Regions from separate parts of the Mus musculus genome. Here region 1 is linked to region 2. A link is a loop called in an ENCODE intact Hi-C map of the cell type or tissue named here. Cell type or tissue: heart. All regions are shown on one strand. Each heading gives the region's core, and the rest is flanking DNA. Links, peaks and the distances in the headings are about the cores only. Region 1 holds the start of Txn2 (thioredoxin 2). Region 2 holds the start of Cacng2 (calcium channel, voltage-dependent, gamma subunit 2).

Region 1 (9,231 bases), core at 910-8,909, 190 kb before region 2:
CGATCGCCTTCCTGCAGAGAAGCGCGCCGCCAGCCCGGCTCAGCCCACCCCGCAAGGGCTCCTACCTCCCGGCAGTGCGAGCAGAGGGATGCAGAGCCCAGCCGGCCTGCCCGTCAAGGGCACTCCTGTTGTCACTTCCTCAGGGGCAGGTCTAGCGTCATTTCCGGGAAAGACTATGCGGACGACGTTTCTCTGCAACTTGGGGGCGGCTCGGTTTTTTTCACCAATGAGGAGGACGGAAAAATGTAGGGCTGAAGGGGCGCGACCGGAAGGAATGGGATCGTGGAGGAGGGACCGGAAAATGTGTGGGACCAGTGAGGGAGGAGATGGGTGAGAGGGCGGGAAGGAAGGAGTGGCTTTGGAACAAGCTCCTGCTGTGTTGCGCCTCTTGGCATTGCCCACCCTTGGATCTGAGCTCTGGAAAGGGCTGGAAGGCTGTGTTCACTTTAATGCCGAGGAAGCTCTGTTCTCGACAGAAGCTTAGTGTTAAAAGGAAGAGATTCCCGGGCTGGGGTTATGGCTCAATTGGATTCCTGTCTAGCACACCCAAAGCCTGGCTTCTCAATACCAAGTAAACTGGGTGTGATGGCACACACCTAATCCCAGGACCCCGGAGGGCTCAGGAGTTCAAAGTCATCCTCGATACTTAGGAACTACGTGAGATCCGGTCGTGTGTGTGGTGTGTGTGTGTGTACACATGTCGCATTAAGGGGTTATTCTGCCGTTTTTGATTCTTTTCTGCCCAACCTAACTTCTTATGATTGAGCAAGTCCCTCTGCCCCTAAGGGCTGGCGGTACTTCTAAAGCCCTTACCTTTTGTACTGTCATGTCTTACTTTTTGGAACTGTCAAGGAAGCACTATCCAAGGTAAAGTGTAGGGCTTTCTCTCCATTCCCACTGGCATGAGTGACTGAGGTGTAAGTCCCTCATTTATGCATATTGTAACCAGTATTCCAGCCCCTTACGATCGGGGAACACGTTGCTGTCCACCTTCCCTTCCATACCTTTGCTCACTTTGAACTTTGTCTCTGGGTACTTAGAACACCTGCTCACCTTATCTTCTCTGAATAGTACTGCTTTCTTCTCACTAGCGCCTGCTTTATAATCCTCCAGAACACATGGACAACGTCTCTTTCTGAGAGTAGGGACTTGTGGTTGTCTCATCTGCATATACTTAGCGCCAACCTGGTACAATGCCCAGCACAGAGAGGCTGTTCAATAGACACTAAGTTGAGAATCTTTGCGCACCTCAGCAAGTGGTTTCTGTCAGAGGGGTTATGTGATGTGTCCCAGCAGATGGACTCCATCTACCACCCTATTTTAACCCACTCTCTCAATAATTAGTGGTTTGCTGAGGCGTCTTTGTGTTCTACATCTGCAGTTGTGCCTGGAAGGCTCTCCCAGAGCTCTCTGAGAAAAGTGCTACTAGGTACTAGATTCTGCACTGTCTCTGGGTCCCTTTTCTGTCTGCTCCAGTGGAGGTCAGCCCTCGTCTTTGCAACTGACAGCCACCAGTCTCTGTTCATTGTTTTGTTATCTGTTTCTTTTCTTTTTTTAGATGTATTTATTTTATGTATATAAGTACACTGTCACTGTCTTCAGGCACACCAGAAGAGGGCATCGGATCCCATTACAGATGGTTGTGAGCCACCATGTGGTGGAATTGAACCTCTGGAAGAGCAGTCAGTGCTCTTAACCACTGAGCCATCTCTCCAGCCCTCTCTCTTTTACTTTTGTCCTCCCTCTCTCCCCCTCTCTGTCTTCTTACTTCTTTTTTCTCTCCTCTCTTTCTACCTCTGTTCTCTCTCCATCTCCCCTCCATCCTCTGCACCTCTTTTCTTTCTTTCTTTCTTTGATAGAGTCTCATTTAACCCAGACTAAGTTTTAGGTGGTGCTGGAACTGAACTAAGCACGCATTTTGTCAGCTGAGCTGCATCCCCACTTTTTCTCACTCTTTCGTCAGCCCTGAAGTGTGTGTGTGTGTGTGTGTGTGTGTGTGTGTGTGTGTGCAAACACTTTGGCCCGCAGAGTAATGATCCAAGATCTGCATGAGGCAGGAAGGCAGCCTAGTTCAACACGACTCAGTAGCTGGTGTTGGGTCAGACTTTGAGAGTTCGACACTGGGAGGTTTATTTTAGGCATATTTAAGTACAACACGATTTGATCAAAATTTCCGGGTGATAATTAGCTCAGTCCCAGGTGCACAATAAAGCTTAAGACATGACTGCATTGAATTTTTTTTTGTAAAGTACTCGTCATGTCTTCCATAAAGATGGGTTCTATAGATTAACTTACACGTGACATCTTAAGAGTCTGGGGGAAGGATCTGGTGTGGTCTTGATCAAACAGATAGTACAGAGGTCACCACCTTTTCTAGCCACCTCCACTCCCAGCCTTCTAGGTAGAAAACAGGTTATACATCTCTCCTTTTGAAGAGACAACTCTGCTCGGTTAACATTCTTGGTTTCTGTAGTGCTTATCTGTGAGCACAGGAATGTCTGTACCTCCCACACTTTGGGGTCTATATCCAGTACTTGCCTCAGGGCCTGACATCAGGAGGTACCCAGTGACTCTAGAGGTGCAGCAGTGACCCAGATTAAGTTCTACCTCCAGATCCATTCCACAGCCCTGCTGTACCCTTCCAAAACCCACTGTCATGCTTGTATTCAGCCCATCTTGGCACATCCTGTTCTGTTTTGTCCTCTGTCCAATTGGCAGGTCCCAGGGCTGTGCAGGGCCTTTCCTCTAGGACAGAGTGGGAAACAAACTCTAGCTAGCCACTGCCGTGTCAGCCTTCCACTTAGTAGAGTCTCCTATCCACCAAAGGCAGATGAGGTCAGATGTGGGCAGAGTGGCCTCTCTACCTTAACTGACCTCATGTCTTAGCCTCTGCTCTCATCCGGGATGACGACCCACCCACGGTGGGATACCCAGATCCCTGGGCTCTTGAGGTCAGCTTCCCCCGCTGCAGCTGTTGCTGATAATGCCAGGAGCCATCTGGCCTGGGTGCTCTTGCCCCTCCCACTTTCATATCTGCTTTTCTCTGTCTCCAGCACTTTCTCTTCCCCAGCCACCTACCCATCCTATTCAGCATTTTCAGAGCCGTTTCTTGAGAGCCAATTTCCTCGCTTGATCCACATTCTGAATTCTAATGCAGAGCCAGCCCTGTTTCTGTTTGTTCTGTAGTCACCTTACCTTTGTTGGCCGGAGCTTCTCATCTGAGAACAGTATGACTTCCTCAAAGAGGGGCTGTGAGCTAGCTCAGCAGTGCACACCTTTAATCCCAGCACTCAAGAGGCAGCGCCTACGGGAGCTGGCATGATGTCAGTCCCCTTTCCTCCAGCAGGTGACAGCCTGTGACCTAGGTTTAGTTCTCAGCCCCCCCCCCCCATGTGCTTGGTGGTATCTATGTCTGGGGATAGGTGCGCTCACCAGGGAATAGGCTTAAAGCAGAGGGAAGGGAGTCAGGGCAGACAGCCACAGCTGTCTTCCAGGTTATGAGTTGTGAGCATTGGTGAAATCTACATAGTGGTCAGCTTAAAGGTTGTTTGTTTGTTTTTAGGTTTACTGGTTACTTTATATGTATGAGGATTCCGCCTGCATGTACACATGTGCACCACATGCCTGCCTGGTGCCTTGCCGAGGCCAGAAGAAAGTGCTGGATCTCCTGGAAATGGTGTCACGTAGGTGCTGGGAACCGAACCCGGTTCTTTGCAAGAACCACAAGGGCTCTTAACTGCTGAGACATTTCTCCAGCCCTCTATGATCAGTTTTTAAAAGTCAAGATTAGCTGAGCATGGGAGGAACATGCCTTTGGTTCCAGCACTGAGGAGGCTGAGGCAGGTGGATCTGTGCATTCAGGGACAGCCTGGTTTATGGAGAGAGTTCAGTCTAGCCAGGGCTATTAAATGAAACCCTGTCTCTCCAAAAAAAAAAGAAAAAGAAAAAGAAAGAAAGAAAGAAAGAGAGAGAGAGAAATAAAGAAGAAAGAAAAAGAGAGAAAAGAAAAAGGAAAGAAAGAAAGAGAGAGGGGGGGGGAGGAAAGGTAGGTAGGGCTAGCAAGATTGCTCAGTTGGTAAGAGCAATGACTGTTGTTCCGAAGGTCCTGAGTTCAAATCCCAGCAACCACATAGTAGCTCACAGCCATCCGTAATGAGATCTGATGCCCTCTTCTGGTGCGTCTGAAGTCAGCTACAGTGTACTTGTGTATAATAATATACATAAATGTGTATAAATAAATCTTTGGGCCGGAGAGAGCTGGGCTGACTGGAGCAAGCAGAGGTCCTAAAACTTCAGTCCCCAACAACCACATGAAGGCTCACAACCATCTGTGCACCTACAGTGTACTTACATACATAAAATAAATAAATAAATCTTTTTTTTTTTTTTTTTTTTAAAGAAAGGTAGGTAGGTAGGTCTGACTAGGGGTTGTAGCTCAGTTGGTAGAGTGCCTGCCTAGCACACACAAGATCTGGGGTTTGATCTCCAGCATCATGCCTGGAATCCTACCACTCAGGAGGTGGAGACAGGAGAATCTGAAATTCCAGGTCATTCTTGGCTACATTCCAAGTTCATAGCCAATCTGGGCTTCCTGGGACCTCGTCTCATACGAAAGAAAACAACAAAACAAAATGGAGTTGAAAATGCCAGAATATGCCAGGTGTTGTCGCCAGCTGTGCTTTGCATGGCATTTGTTGATGCAGGACATGGCTTTGTGACCAAAAAGAATTCTTCTCAGAGATGCTGAGATGACAGCCTTTAAAGGCTTCTCTTACTCTGGATTATGCTCAGAGAGTTTGAAATGTCCCAAAATACCCAAGCCTGTTGTCAGCCTCTTTGCGTGCTTAATTCATCACATCCTGTTGCCACAACCTTCATTTAGAGGAAGAGACAGAGGCATGTGGAAACCATGAAGCTTCTTGGGATACAGAGAGAACAGGGGGTGGCATCTCAATGGGCTTTTCCGCCCCCCAGGAGACTCTGCCTCGGCTCCTCTCCCAGCCCCCAGAATCCTGCCAGTCAGCACGGGCCATTTGAGGCCAAGCCGGGGAGGGTGATGCTGCCTGGCCGAAGCACAGCGCTCTTGGCAGCATGCCCTAAGCAAGGCTACCACACGATGGCGCTGTGGTACTCACGGTTTCCCCTTGGAGAAGCTGGCAGGACACACGCTTCCTAAACCCTGCAGGACCGGACTGCGGAGGACAGGGCTGCAGCAGGACAGTCGCAGTTCAGTGACTGGGACACTGGAAGAAGTCAGGGTATGAAGGAGACACCTTGAGAAAAAAAAAAGGAGCAAACGAAACTCTGGGTGGCACACCACACCTACAGGGGTGCCCCTAGAGGACCAATCTGTTTTAATTCTGGTTTTTGAGACAGGGAGTCATTGTGTTCTTTTGCTCTGGCCTGGAACTCACAGAGATCCATTTGCCTCTGCCTTTAGAGTGAAGGGATCAAAGGGTCTCTCCTGGCCTAGTGTCCACTCTGAGGGTCACCTTCGATGTTTCTAGCTCCACTGCAGAACAATCTGAGTCAGTGTCATGCCAGTTGTGGCTCATGTACTGTTTCCAGCGGTTGCACAATGCCCCCTCCAGTACCATGCATGATGGAGCTGGCTTGGCACCAGGCTCACTCCCGGTCCAGGTTGCTTGCGTGTTACTTGGGGTCAGGGCTGGGACGCTGCAGGCCAAGACAAACCTGCAGCTGTGAGGAGAAGAGGGGGCAGGCTTCTTCCTCTTTGCCAGATCTCGCCTAGCGCGCTCCTCTTCCTGGCCCATCACCAGGAGGCAGCTGTGGGCAGAGAAGGGCCGTGCTGGAGAAAGGGAGCCGCTTCCAACCAGGGTTCTTCTCTTCCCCTACCTTAGGGAGTGACTCAGGCCAGCCCCGCAAGCTTCAGGACATTGGTCCTCTTCTGCAGCAGTGCTGCCGTTACAGAAAGGCTGGATCTTCAGAGTGAAGAACAATGAGTGGCGGTCTGTGGTCCTCCCCTCAGCCTCACTGTCAGGGCACACGATCTATTTTAACGTTGTGTTTGAGACAAGGCTTTGCTATGTACTCCTGGGTGTCGTTGAACCTCTAGGAAACCCTTCTGCCTCTCAAGTAGTGAGACTTACAGATTATGAATCTCATTGTTATGAACCATAGTGTAAATGTGTTTGGAGACAGAGGTTTGCCAAAGCGTCACAATCCACACAGGTTGAGAGCCACTGCAGTAGGGAGAGTCAAGAGAGCCAGAGGGCCTGTTCCTATGAAGCTCACTCGCAGGCTGCCTGCCGTGGAGCTGGCTGGCAGCTCAGCAGGTGCCTCAGGCCTGTTCCTGTGGGCCTTTCTCTCCGTGGGGCTTGCTCTCAGGGTGGGGCTTGGTGCCTAGACGTAGGAGCTGTCAATCAGTTACAGCTGGGTAGGGTACCTGGGATGTCACTGTTTCTACCTCTATCCTTTGGCCTACCATGATTCAATGTGAGAGTGAGGAGGATACATCTCTGTGGTGGCCAGATTTTTTACCATATTTAATCTCCTGCAGTGTCTTAGATCGAGGGCTTCTGGGTACTTCCCCCAGAAGACTTGTTTCGAACTCTGTGCAGCTGGCGGTAGGGGTGGTCTCATGCATTTTGACTGTCGCTTTGCTTCAAGACTGCAAGGCCAGATGATACCACGCACCGGATGCTCTGAGACATCTCACCATCGTCTTTTCCTGAGGGGCTTTTGCATCCAATTATTTCCCGGTGATTTGAACCATCTCGAGAGATTAGGTTAGCGATGCTAGCATCTCCGAGAGAAATGAAGAAGCAGGTGACAGACTTTTGGAAGATGTTGTGATGAGACCAAGCGGCTCTTCTGCGGAAGAGCCAGCAGAGCAGCCTTCTTTGTGCAGCCCAGGGGAAGGAGTGAGACAGGATTGACTGTTGGTCCTTTCCTCCTTGCTGATGCCCATCTGTTGCGTGCTGTTTTTTTATTTCGGGTTGATGGATTGGTTGGATGATGCGCCTGGGCTGCAGCATCTCCTCCTTGCCCATCAGCCCTGCTCGGTGGCAGATTTGCATTCCGTCTGGGATGCCAGATTGATTTAAATGCTTTTTTAAAGCCTGTCGTCTGACGGAGATCTTTATCCAGTCAGCATTTCCCCTGTATTTTAAAAATAAGCATTCACAGCGCAAAGACGCTGTTGACGGCTTTTTTTTTTTTTTTTTTTTTCGAGAGAAGAATCCAATTTGGCTTGGTGGCTGATGTTCTAATTGGCTGCAGAGCTGAGAGTGCTGAGACCAAAGCCTGCCAAGGGCTGACGTTCTGAGTCTACCGGTCTCTCCTTTCCATTCAGATCTACCTACCATGCCCTTGTGGAGAAGAGGGGTCATTTGGCACCTGCTATTTAATCAATATTACCCAGTTGTCCCTTTACACCCCCACCTTTGTGGGAACCATATGTCTTCTTAGGTTTGAGAATTCTTGAGCTGGCAAGATGGCTCTGTGGATAAAGATGCCTGCTGCTAAGTTTGATGCTCTGAGCTCAGTACCTGGGACTCAGCTGGTAGGAGGGGAGAACTGACTCCCTCAAGTTGTCCTTATCCCCACATCTCTGCTGCGGTCTGCATGCCCATGCACGCAAAATAAATAATAAAAGGTGAAAAAAAAAACCTACAAAAACTCCTTGGAAGTTGGTGAGAAAAAAGTAAAAAATCCAAGGAGAGAAAACAGACAAGCATAAAAACCCAGCACCACACAAAGGGAAAAAAGGAAGTGGCAGCCGCTTCCATCCTCCGTGTGGAAGATGGTAAAGACTCGGCTACCACGATAGTTAGTCTTCTTCATCAATTTAACTCATCATCGAAACAAACGTGTCTATGAAAGATTTAAGGAAGATGGAAGACCTACCCAGAATGTGGTAGCAGTAGCCTATGGGCTGGGTTCCTAAACTGAATGAAAAAGGAGAACCAGCACTTAGTTCTATCTTATTCCTAACGGAGGACACAATGTGACCTGAGGCCTCATACTTTTGAGGCCACCACGCCTTAACCACCATGACTGACTGTATTCTCAGACTGTGAGCTAAAACCAAAGCCCTCGGAAGCTAGAAAGATGGCAGTTAAGAGAACTGGCATGCCGGGTGGTGGTGGCACACGCCTTTTATCCCAGCACTTGGGAGGCAGAGGTAGGTGGATTTCTGAGTTCGAGGCCAGCCTGGTCTACAGAGTGAGTTCCAGGACAGCCAGGGCTACACAGAGAAACCCTGTCTCAAAACAACAACAACAACAAAAAACAAAGAAAACAAAAACAAAAAAAAAGAAGAATGACTGACAGTCACCACTCTTGTTTAAGACTTATTTACTTTTATATATGTGAGTACACTGTTGCTGTCTTCAGACACACCAGAAGAGGGCATCGGATTCCATTACAGATGGTTGTGAGCCACCATCTGGTTGCTGGGAATTGAACTCAGGACCTCTGGAAGAACAGTCAGTGTTTTTAACTGAGCCATCTCTCCAAAGACAGTTGCCATTCTTGAGTGGATTGCCTCCGTCTAGAGGACATTTTCCCAGGGCCCTGCCATGGTCTTCCTGTGTGGCTGCTCTTAGCCTTGGTCGCTCTCTGTAGAGTGAGGACAGTCATCTCTACTGCATGTGGCTGTGGTGGGAGCGGAATCCGCGTGGAGTGGGTATTAGTCCTCAGATACTATGCAACAACTTCCCATCTTTAACCGCCTGTCCGCAGGTTTCTGCAGTCAGGAATCATGTAGCAGCTCGCCTGCTTGCCTGGGTGCCTCTCTTCAGGCACTGTCCTGGCAGAGCAGTGGCTATGGCCCTGCATCATGTTAAAAACACCTCCTCACATTCTAGGGACTGGAACCTCACACCTTGCAGTCCCTCACTTGAGTGGCGTCCCACTGTGTACTCAGCCTGCTTGTTTAACCTGCCTTTAAGAGAACAAGGTTCACAACATAACTAACTGCCTTGGATTTTTCCATGTAACCAACCTTTCTGACCTAAAGGGACGCACAGCTGTGATCTTAAGTACTCTCCCATGCCCCTGATACGAGAGTGGTGCAAGTGTGTTAATCACTGGCTGGAAACAGTGAATAGAGGAAGAAAGCAGTCTTATAAAAATATCCATAAACGTTGACTGCAATATAGAGCGATCGCTTGGAGAACACTGCTGTTTGTAGAAGTGTTTGTTTTCTGGGTCAGTTGGAGCCAATGACTTAATCCCTTGTAAAACTTTGTTGTAGATTTTTGAAAC
Region 2 (9,070 bases), core at 1-8,000:
ATTAATTTCAAAAGCAGCCACAGAGGCAAGGGACTACTTCGCAATTCTTCTTTTCATGAAGAGGTAAAAGAAAAATAACCATCTCATGAGATCACACACAAAAACTCTAATGAAAGCTAGAGAGCAATAGAGACAAGAGGAGATCAGGCCTGGTTTTCAGCTGAGGTTACTGGCAGACTCTCAGGGAGAAAACTGGAAACCTGTTCGCCAGGTCTTCAGTGTGGGTACAGAGCGCAATCCAAGGTGGGATGGGAGGGATCTTTTTGGAAAGTCTTTCTTACCCCAGACCCTGACTTGAAGAAGCGCCAATCACCCAGCCCTCGATGAAGCTGACTCTGTTCTGAAGACTCAGAGATGCTAACTTGTCAATACCATAAGGACCCATGCATGCCAGTTCACATAAGTCCCCAAACTCTAGTTTTAGGAAGTGCATGCAGTTAGAAAATCAGCACCAGACACTTCCTAAGTGGCCAAGGTGAGGTGGTCCCAGGTTTGCGGAACCCCAAGGCGGAAGGTGTAAGAGATGGAAAGGTCTGGTCAGACAGGGCCCTGGAGCTCATTAGCTCTTTCAGTCTGAGCCTAGTGGGAAAGACTATTAATCTAGCCCTCCCCTCACAGCCTGGAGGCAAGTGCCTGGGTTGGGCACCCAGGGTGGCCGCTGGGGACAGTGCCAAACCCACAGCTCCTGTGAGCATCACACAACCCTAGGAGGCGGGGGAGGGGGGGCGGCGGCTGCAATTCTAACACGTTATAGTTGATCGAGGCAGAAGAGAGTAAAGCTCGGAGAGAAAGTTAGAGGAGGTGGGTAGCTTCGGACTTGGAACAGATGGGCGTCTAATGAAAATACTTAAGCCTTTTGATGCACAAGTGACCCAGTGCCATCGCAGTCGTGTCTACTGCGAATTACAAGATGTTTAGAAGATCACAACACTAAGGATCCGTCACACACACAAAAAAATCCCCGATTTAGAAAGCATATTTATACCAAGTCACTGATATCTGACTACATTTGCCCTAAAATAAAAACACAGATTTTTCTCTAATTTTTCTTGGCTGCAGATCTTTTATCCCTCTAACCAAAATCCAAGGAATGCAAACAGCTGCCAGGATCATGTCCCCAAAGCAACCCTCATTCCCTTTGCTTTCTTTCTCTTTCGGCATCAAAGCTTGCCATAAATGTTTAATTACATGGAAGCTGCCTTTTCACTGAAAATGACTGGCGCTATGAAAGGCTTTTCATTTTTTAAGAGAGGCAGAATGCGTGTGTGTAAAACGGTCCCTATTAATTTCCTGATATTGACTCTCTGGCTGAGGAGGAGCACGGAGTGTTCAGCAGAGAGCACCTCTGCAGAATGTTAAAGGCAGCGCTTGGACTGAGAAAGGGTATCAAATGCAGTATGCGTCAAACAGACCATCGCTCAATGAAGTCACTTAGCTATTCAAAACATGTTCAGCCATCACTCAACCGTTTGCACCAAGAACACCGGGAGGGGGCATGTGATGGGAGCTCTTTTCCCAGACCAGTGTTTGGCTTAGTATAGGTTAGACACCCCCCAACCCCCCAGGATCACATCAGTTTTGCCCTCTCCCCCATCTGCTGGCCCCAACTCCCTGCAGCACCATCCCATGTTGAGCTTAACAAACAGTTCTGCAGTGCTCACTTCCCGATGCCACCTCAAAGGGCCTCCAGGCTTGGTTCACATCAGTGGAACACATACAAGCCTCTTTCCATACAGGGGCATATGTGTCTCTCTGTCTGTCTTCCTATAGGTGGCTTTTGCACACAGACAGATATAGCTATGCAAATTCACTCCTTCATATTAAAGTCTGTGGCTAAATGCAGCTTGTATGACCTGCAGAGTTCCCCCCTCTTGTGTTTATTAATGTATCCCAAAAGCACATGCCTTCCTCATGTCCTAGTGTCCTGGCCTTTACATTGTGGGAGCCCCTCAGCCCACAGCACATGCGGCGCACATGCCCCAATGACTCTGCAAGATCAAGACCAACAGCTGACACCCCCACCCCATTTTTTCCCATTCCACCCCTCAACCTCTCCATGCCCTCGCCTCCTGCCTGCACAGTGCTGACTCGACTTGCTTCTGGGTGACAGACATGTCACTCTGCGTGGAAGCAAATCAGCGCTCGGTCTAACCCGCAAGTGACCGCTGTTGATTAGAACTTGGGCTTGTTTCCTGTGAGAGACACATGCATTTTAGACTTCGTAAACGTTAAAAACACACACATACACACAGCCAGCCACCTCGAATGGTACGCGGGGCTCGTAGACATTACGAAATGCTCTTGAACTCGGCTTGAGCTCCTAGAATAATTAGAATCTACCAAATAAGGATTCTTAGAAACAACAGATTTCTTTTTTTAAAGGGAGACTTGCAGATGGTGCTGGGCCTGTAACTTTTGAGGAGCGAGAGAAGAGGAAGAGCATTTTTTTCTGAATCCTTCATTGCAAAAGGCTGAGCAGCACACAGGGAAGCAATTATTTTTCCCTCCTCATAGGTGGCAAAGCCAGACCCAAAGGCAAACCCTAAGGACTCCAAAGCATCCAGAGCACATCTGAACTCTACAGACAATTTCCTGTTTTCACCATACCATAGATCATTCCAATGAGGAGGTTTGGGAGGACGGGGTGGAAGCCAAAGAGTAGAGAGTGTGGGTTCTGCTTATTGATTTTCTTTCCTCTGAAACTAACCCAGTCAACCTTGATCTGCAGCGGCAGCGGCGGAGGGAGTGAAGTGGGAAAATGGTGGAATGTGGAGGGGACTTATTTGGAGGCGGGGGGGGGGGTGTGGAGGGGAGGGGCGGCGTGGGAAGGGGGAGGAGGTTGGAAATCAAATACCTTCGAGGCAGCAGGTTCTCCATAATCCGGAATGGGTCATAACTTCCTCGTTCTTCTTGCTGGTTTCATTCTCACTGACACTTTTGGTCTTGCAAACCCCTCTGGAGTACAGCCAATAGTCGGTTCCCACAGCGATGGTCATCAAGCTGAAGGCAGCGAAAGCACCAACGGTGGTTAAAAGCATTTGAACACCTCGATCAAACAGCCCCATAATTCTTCATTATATAAACACCCAACCGACTTCTGGTTCTCAGGAGCGTGTGTGTGAGGGTGCGATTGGTAATTCCACTACTAATATAATGGATATATGTGTGAATAGAGAATATGGAGAGATATAAAAAAAGGGAGATAAGAAAGCTCACGGAAAAGTGTGTAAATTATAAAGATCACACGGGAAGAGAGGCTTGCCTTTTGAGATCAAAAAACTGTTCCAGTTGCAGCGATTTTTTTAAAAAAAGGGAAAATAAATAAAAAGACACCCCCCCACCCCCCCAAGTGAGATGCCTTAATCTCTTTTCCTAAAATTCTGGTCTCCAGTTTCCATATGTGATCGCTAATTTGGAGATGGCTTCCACAGCGCGCCAGGGTACAGCCGAATTCTCAACACCATCTCTCATGGTCCGGACCTAGACAGTTAGAGACTGGAAGAGCTGGGAAGCAACCTTCGGTCTTCGTTCGCGGCTCTGCGGCCTGCGCCATGAAAATCCGTGGCTTCGCCAGTTCTCTTCCTTGGGGAGGGAGGGGGTCCTCGAGGCGCCTCCGTTTCAGAGGAGACTGCCCAGTCTTCTGCAAGCCCTCGAGCTCAGCTGCACCGGTGAGGGGGTCTCGCCTCCCATGGTTGTGCCCCGGCGGCGGTAACGGCGGCGGCGGCGGCAGCGGCAGCGGCAGCAGGGTTGGCGGGCGCGGTGGCGGCAGGACGAGCAGCCGCGGTTATTGTTGTTGGCGGCGGGGGTAGTGTCGGCGAAGTGGGGGAGGGAGGGGGTTTCTCCCGGAGAATCGAGGCGGGGTTCCCTCCCCCGATCCGCAAAGCTCCTCGGAAGCCAGCGAGCGAGCGAGCGATGGGGCGCGCTAGCCGGCGTCTTGCAGCAGGCAGGCCCGCCCGCCTCCCCCGCTCACGGCCGCGCAGCCCCGGGCCAGGCGCTCCCAGCTACAGCATCGCCGTGGTGCTGAAACGGACAGCTCACCCCGGCCGGGCTCGTCCACTTACTGCATCGCCGTAGTGCTGAAGTGGACAGCTCCCCACGACCGGGCGCTCTCACCTACAGCATCGCCGCGGTGCTGGACTGGACAGCTCTCGGAGCAGGAGCGCCCACCTACTGCGTCGCCGTGGTGCTGAACTGGACAACTCCCCCACTCTGTGCGCTCCCTGCGCTCTGTAGCCGGCCAGGAGTGGGGCCCTGGCCACGGGGCCTCTGTCGTCCGCGGACGGGCCAGGCCAGGGCCAAGCGCAGGGCTGCCTGGCCTCCCGGACTCCTGTTCCACAGTTCCGGAATGAGCGCTGGCCGGGGCCTCCTGGAGCTGGGAGGAAGGCGTAGCTGGCGATCTCTCTCTCTCTCTCTCTCTCTCTCTCTCTCTCTCTCTCTCTCTCTCCTCTTCCCTCCCCCCTTGGTGTTTCTTCCAGTTCAGCCTCCTTCTCATTCCATCTCTACGTGCCCAGAGCTTCAAATACAGTCCTCCCATCACAGTCAGATTCCCACAAAACTTCAATCAGCTGCTTCTCCTGGAAGAGATCCTGGATGGGTAATTACAAACATAGTTTCTATGTGTTGTTCTTCCTCCCCTATTCATGGGTTCCACACTTTCTGGGGAGGGGAGGTTGTTTTATTTTACTGTCTGGATAGACGCATCTCCTGCCTTATTTCCTCTTGATCTTTCTTTCTGGCTAACAGGGGTTGTGTATAGCTTTCTCTGTGACTCTCTGTAGTTTTTCTGTGAAATTCTACATCTTGCTTCTACAAGTAGACATTTTGGGAAGATGATTCTTGTGAAAGGATGAGAAAAGGGTGGCTGGTAACTGGGGTTCGGGACATGATACTCATCTCAAAGGTAAAAATGTTTTCAGGAAAAGTGAGTTGTGGATCTTTCCAAGTTTCCCTTGTCATTCATAAATGAGATTGATTTTTTTTTTAAACCTCTCTACTATGAGCAGGGAAAGGCAGGAGCCCTCTCTTGCTCAGCAGAACGGCGAGCCTGGGTTGTTTCCTGTGTCACCTCTCCAGACTGTGTGTGCAACTTTCCCTTAATGTGACCCTGGAAATCGAAGCACGTAGATGATGCTCACTGCTGTGGATGCCATGTTATCTCAGATCAGTTTTGTGACTAAGTAAAAGGAGACCATAGGAGACTCTAGGTTACATTTTTTTCCTTTGGGGGAGGGGCTAGAGAAAGCTGTGAATCCATTGGGTCAGTTGAAGGGTGTAGAGTGAGGATTTGATTTCATAATTTAGTAATGCCACCCCTCATTGTGCCTTGAGATGACCTGCATGATAGTTTCTCAGTGATCCAGAGATTACGGGTGCACGCAGAAGATGGCTGAGGTAGAAATAGTTCCTTGGGTGTAAATTCCAGAGCCTAACCTCTTCCTTTCATCTGCGCAGTCACAGGTAGAAACTACCTGTTTCTCTACCCTGCATAAAACTTCCTTTTCTCCCAATCTCCTCTCCCTCCTCAGACTGGAAGGACCCTCCTAAGGATTGAGAGCTGTCTTTCTAGTTCCAGCATCTAGAGAAGGGCACCCAGACGTCTGCAGTCTGTGCTAAGGGATTTTAGTGGAGGCTGGAGCTGGCTTGCATGGAAGAGGTTCTTGGGCCTTGGATTCCTTCGTGGGAGGAAAGCAGCAGGGGAGGAGAGGGGTGGGGGTGGATGGTCTGCTCATCCCTGGTGCACTTTAGTAGTGGCTTCCGTGGGTGTTTCTGTTGGACTGCTATCCTTAAAGGAAGATGTGAGGGGCAGATACCAAAGCTTCTGAGATTTCCCAGGTCTTTTGAGCAGGGCAGGTTGGAGAGACACTTGGGTGTCTCATATGTGTCTAAGAGGTGATGCCTGTCACCTTGGCTGCTTTTGACCTTCCCATGCATAGTGGAGCAAAACACTTTTTCTCATCCCTTCCCTCTTCACATCAACCCCTGGGCCTTCTGCTCAGAAAGCACCCACCCATTCCAGAACCTCAGAAGCCTCCGTTTGTCCTCAGACTCTGCTAACCTCGGAACTGCTGACAGCGGCTGTAGCATTCACAGACTTTGATTCATCTTCTGGCCACGTCGTCACCGGGAAAACAACAGGGGTGGGGGTGGGGAGGGGAATCTGTCTCTATAGCCAGCATAGAGACAGCAGAGACTACTGCAGAGAGAATAAGCCCGGGGACACAGCTTCACTTGGTACTTGGACAATTGCCATACTCTATCCAAGTTGGCTTCCTGAAGACTCAGTTTCAGTGTCTGAAAAATGGGTCCCTGAGCACTTGTCCACTCCTTGTAGAGCTTCCCAGCTACCCCTGATCTTCACTGTTTGCCATATTGCTATGAATTCACCGCATTGATCACACTTAATTGTGCTATAGCCCCCTCATTGCCTCATAACCCCTTGATAGCAAGATCTGAGCCACGCTCAATGTTATGATGTTAGGACCCAAGGACGTTCTAGATTGTAGCAGACTCTTGGTGAATAATGCCTGAGCACTTTGTGGGCTTCCTGTGGCAGAAGAAGGGCAAGGAGCCTGGCATGCAGCAAGATGGTTGACTCCCATTCTTTATCCCATTTAACACCCGGAATGCTCTCTGGCTTCATCTTTGGGACACTTCCTGTCTCACAGTCCTCACTCTTTCCAAGTGACTTATATGTCACAGGGTCCTTCTGTAGGCAAAAAGGCCACGCGGGAGAGCTGGCCCTGCACAGGGTCTATTTGCAGGCACCTGTGCTTAGTGGCTGCTGAATAGATGTCTAGGGAGCGGCTTTGTGTGACTACAGTTTGTTACTTGGGAAGGGCTTAGAGGAAATTAGCTGAAATGCCACAGGCCTATTTTGAGCCGCCTCTTTGATGGAGTGGAAATAACATGGGATTTGGGCACAGCAGACCTGGCCTTGAAGCACAGGGCTGCCATTTCCTCGCCGTTTGACCTTGGACAGTTACTTAACCCCTGTGGAAACTTGTCCTTTCATTTGTCAAGAACCAGGGGCTCAAGCCCAGGCTGTGGTCACCCATGTTGTGCGTTAATAGCTATGGTACCAGTTGACATTTATTGGATGCTGACCCGTGCTGAATCCCACAACCCTCCTCTAAAGGGGTCTCATTTTACTCCCATTTACAGGTGAAGAAACAGAGCTACCTATGAGACGCAAGTATCTGGCATCATTTTTCACACTTAGGGAGTGACAGACCCTGGAGTCTAATCCATCACCTGAGCTGAACCCAACCTCCGAGCGTTCTGAGGAAGGGCCTTGCCTTGAGACTATCAGCTCCTCAGCTGGTTTACAGAGAAGCTCCTGGGTGAGGGTGTGGGCATACTGACACCACACTTAGGTCAAGGAATCCTCAGTAATGTGCTAAGAACTTTTCCTTTAGGTGGGCGAGAGCCCAGAGAGGTCACATCCCAAGGTCACAGGCCAAGTTAGTGGGTCAGCAGAGATTTGAAAACACTGCTGTCACTCATAAGTACAAAGATTCATTCAGTTCTTTTTAAATCCAAACTCAAGCATCTATTGCATGTTGGGTACAGGGCTAACTCCTGATGAGAGGGACAGTCTCAGCAAAAGCCTGTGATTCCAGCACTTGGGAGGCAGAGGCAGGAGGATCACTGTGAATTTAGATTCCAGCTAGAGTTAGTGAACACACACACACACACACACACACACACACACACACACACACACACACAAGAGAGAGAAAGGGAAAGAGAAAGAGAGAGACAGAGACAGAGAGAGAGAGAGAGAAGGGGGCATATTTTCTGTGGGAGCAGAAGTAGCTAGGCCAAGAGAGGGGTGGGGGAAATCTGAGAATAGAGAGAATATTCCAAGCTGGGAAAATGGTCTGTGAAAGGTTGAGATGTGTGAGACGAGATGACAAACCCTGCTTCCTGGGTTAGCAGGAAGCAGAACAACACAGTATGGCGGAAGCTAACACAATGGTGGGAAGTGTCCAGCAGCCTTGGAGAAGATGCTGGGGCAGAAGAAACACCCTGAAGGGAAAGAGTCAACCAATTCTGGGGCAGGCGACAGCCAGGGTGATGTGGCTGGTTCCCAAGCCAGTGATGGAGTCACTTGGGGCAGCACAGGGGAAGTCAGGATGGGAAGTGGGGGTCAGGAGGATGTGGGGAGAGCTGGGTAAGCACAGTTACCCATGCTGAGGTGGCTGTGTGTGAGGAAGGAGTAGGTATGCATGCCGGTGTGAGGAGTGGCAAGCTGAGGCCTCTGGCTCTGTCACGGTGCTGGTTGCCATGTTCTGAGACCTCTCTGCTCCACACCCTCTTTCTCTCTCTTCTCTGCATGTTAATTAATTAATTAGGGATGCAAATCATTCATTTGATTCCATTCTATTCCCAGCAGAATGCAAATCTCAGGAAGGCAGCGATTTTATCCACCATGTTCACGCTGTATTTCCAACCTACGGCGCACAGCCTAGCACATAGTAGGTACACAATGAAAAGGAATTCCTTTGCCAATTGGCTCAGACAATATGCTGAGGGGATAGAGACACTGATGAGATTAAATACTCAAAGCTTGACAAGTGGCAGAGTCAGCACAGACTCACGTGACACTCCATTTTGTATTTGGTATTTCAGCCTGATATCCAGGTTGCCTGGCACATACTAGGTCTGCAATATGGGTTTGCTGAGTGGAAAAAGAAAAAGGAAAAGACACGCATGCTCAGGGTAGTCAGCATATAGACCCATCCTAGAGGGGCTCAGAAGACCCCCCAAAGGCCAGAAGGAAAGGTCACAAGTAATCAAGAGAGGGAGAGAATTCCAAGCAAGGCAACATGGCCAACCACAGCAGAAGACAAACCAATAGGTGAGTGAGAGGCTCTTGGCTACAGGTATCACCCATTGGCTTTATTGTTCTCAACCAGGAGGAAGCTGGAAGGTGGGAAAGAAGAGGTGTGGAGCTAGCTGCATCTGGCCCAGACTCCAGTTCTGATGCCTATTTGCTGTGTGGTCCCATGCAGGGATTTGACCTCTCTGGGCTCAGCCTCATCTGTAAGTGGGAAGGGGGCTGTCTCTT

What was found. Hi-C counts contacts between places; a loop is a spot of excess contacts. Peaks named below come from ENCODE experiments on the same cell type or tissue, not always from the same donor. Only the 100,000 strongest peaks of a DNase experiment are listed, where the experiment ranks them.
Region 1: it touches region 2 in a loop (5-fold over the local background); 6 of 42 quality-filtered maps call a loop at or near these places.

What each region holds. Positions count from the first base shown.
Region 1 is chr15:77,928,842-77,938,072 of GRCm38, forward strand. It overlaps Txn2 (thioredoxin 2), which reads right to left and starts at 153. Exons shown (of 4, transcript NM_019913.5): 1 at 66-153. In heart, for the core only: a CTCF peak has its summit at 5,116 (motif pointing right); DNase peaks (open chromatin) are centred at 2,970, 5,100 and 5,650; H3K4me3 peaks cover 976 bases; H3K27ac peaks cover 52 bases; H3K27me3 peaks cover 989 bases.
Region 2 is chr15:78,115,827-78,124,896 of GRCm38, forward strand. It overlaps Cacng2 (calcium channel, voltage-dependent, gamma subunit 2), which reads right to left and starts at 3,454. Exons shown (of 4, transcript NM_007583.2): 1 at 2,855-3,454. The coding sequence starts at 3,065. It overlaps A730060N03Rik (a long non-coding RNA gene), which reads left to right and starts at 2,969. Exons shown (of 2, transcript XR_875456.2): 1 at 2,969-4,594. In heart, for the core only: no CTCF peak of the experiment used is centred there; a DNase peak (open chromatin) is centred at 4,085; H3K4me3 peaks cover 693 bases; H3K27me3 peaks cover 4,422 bases.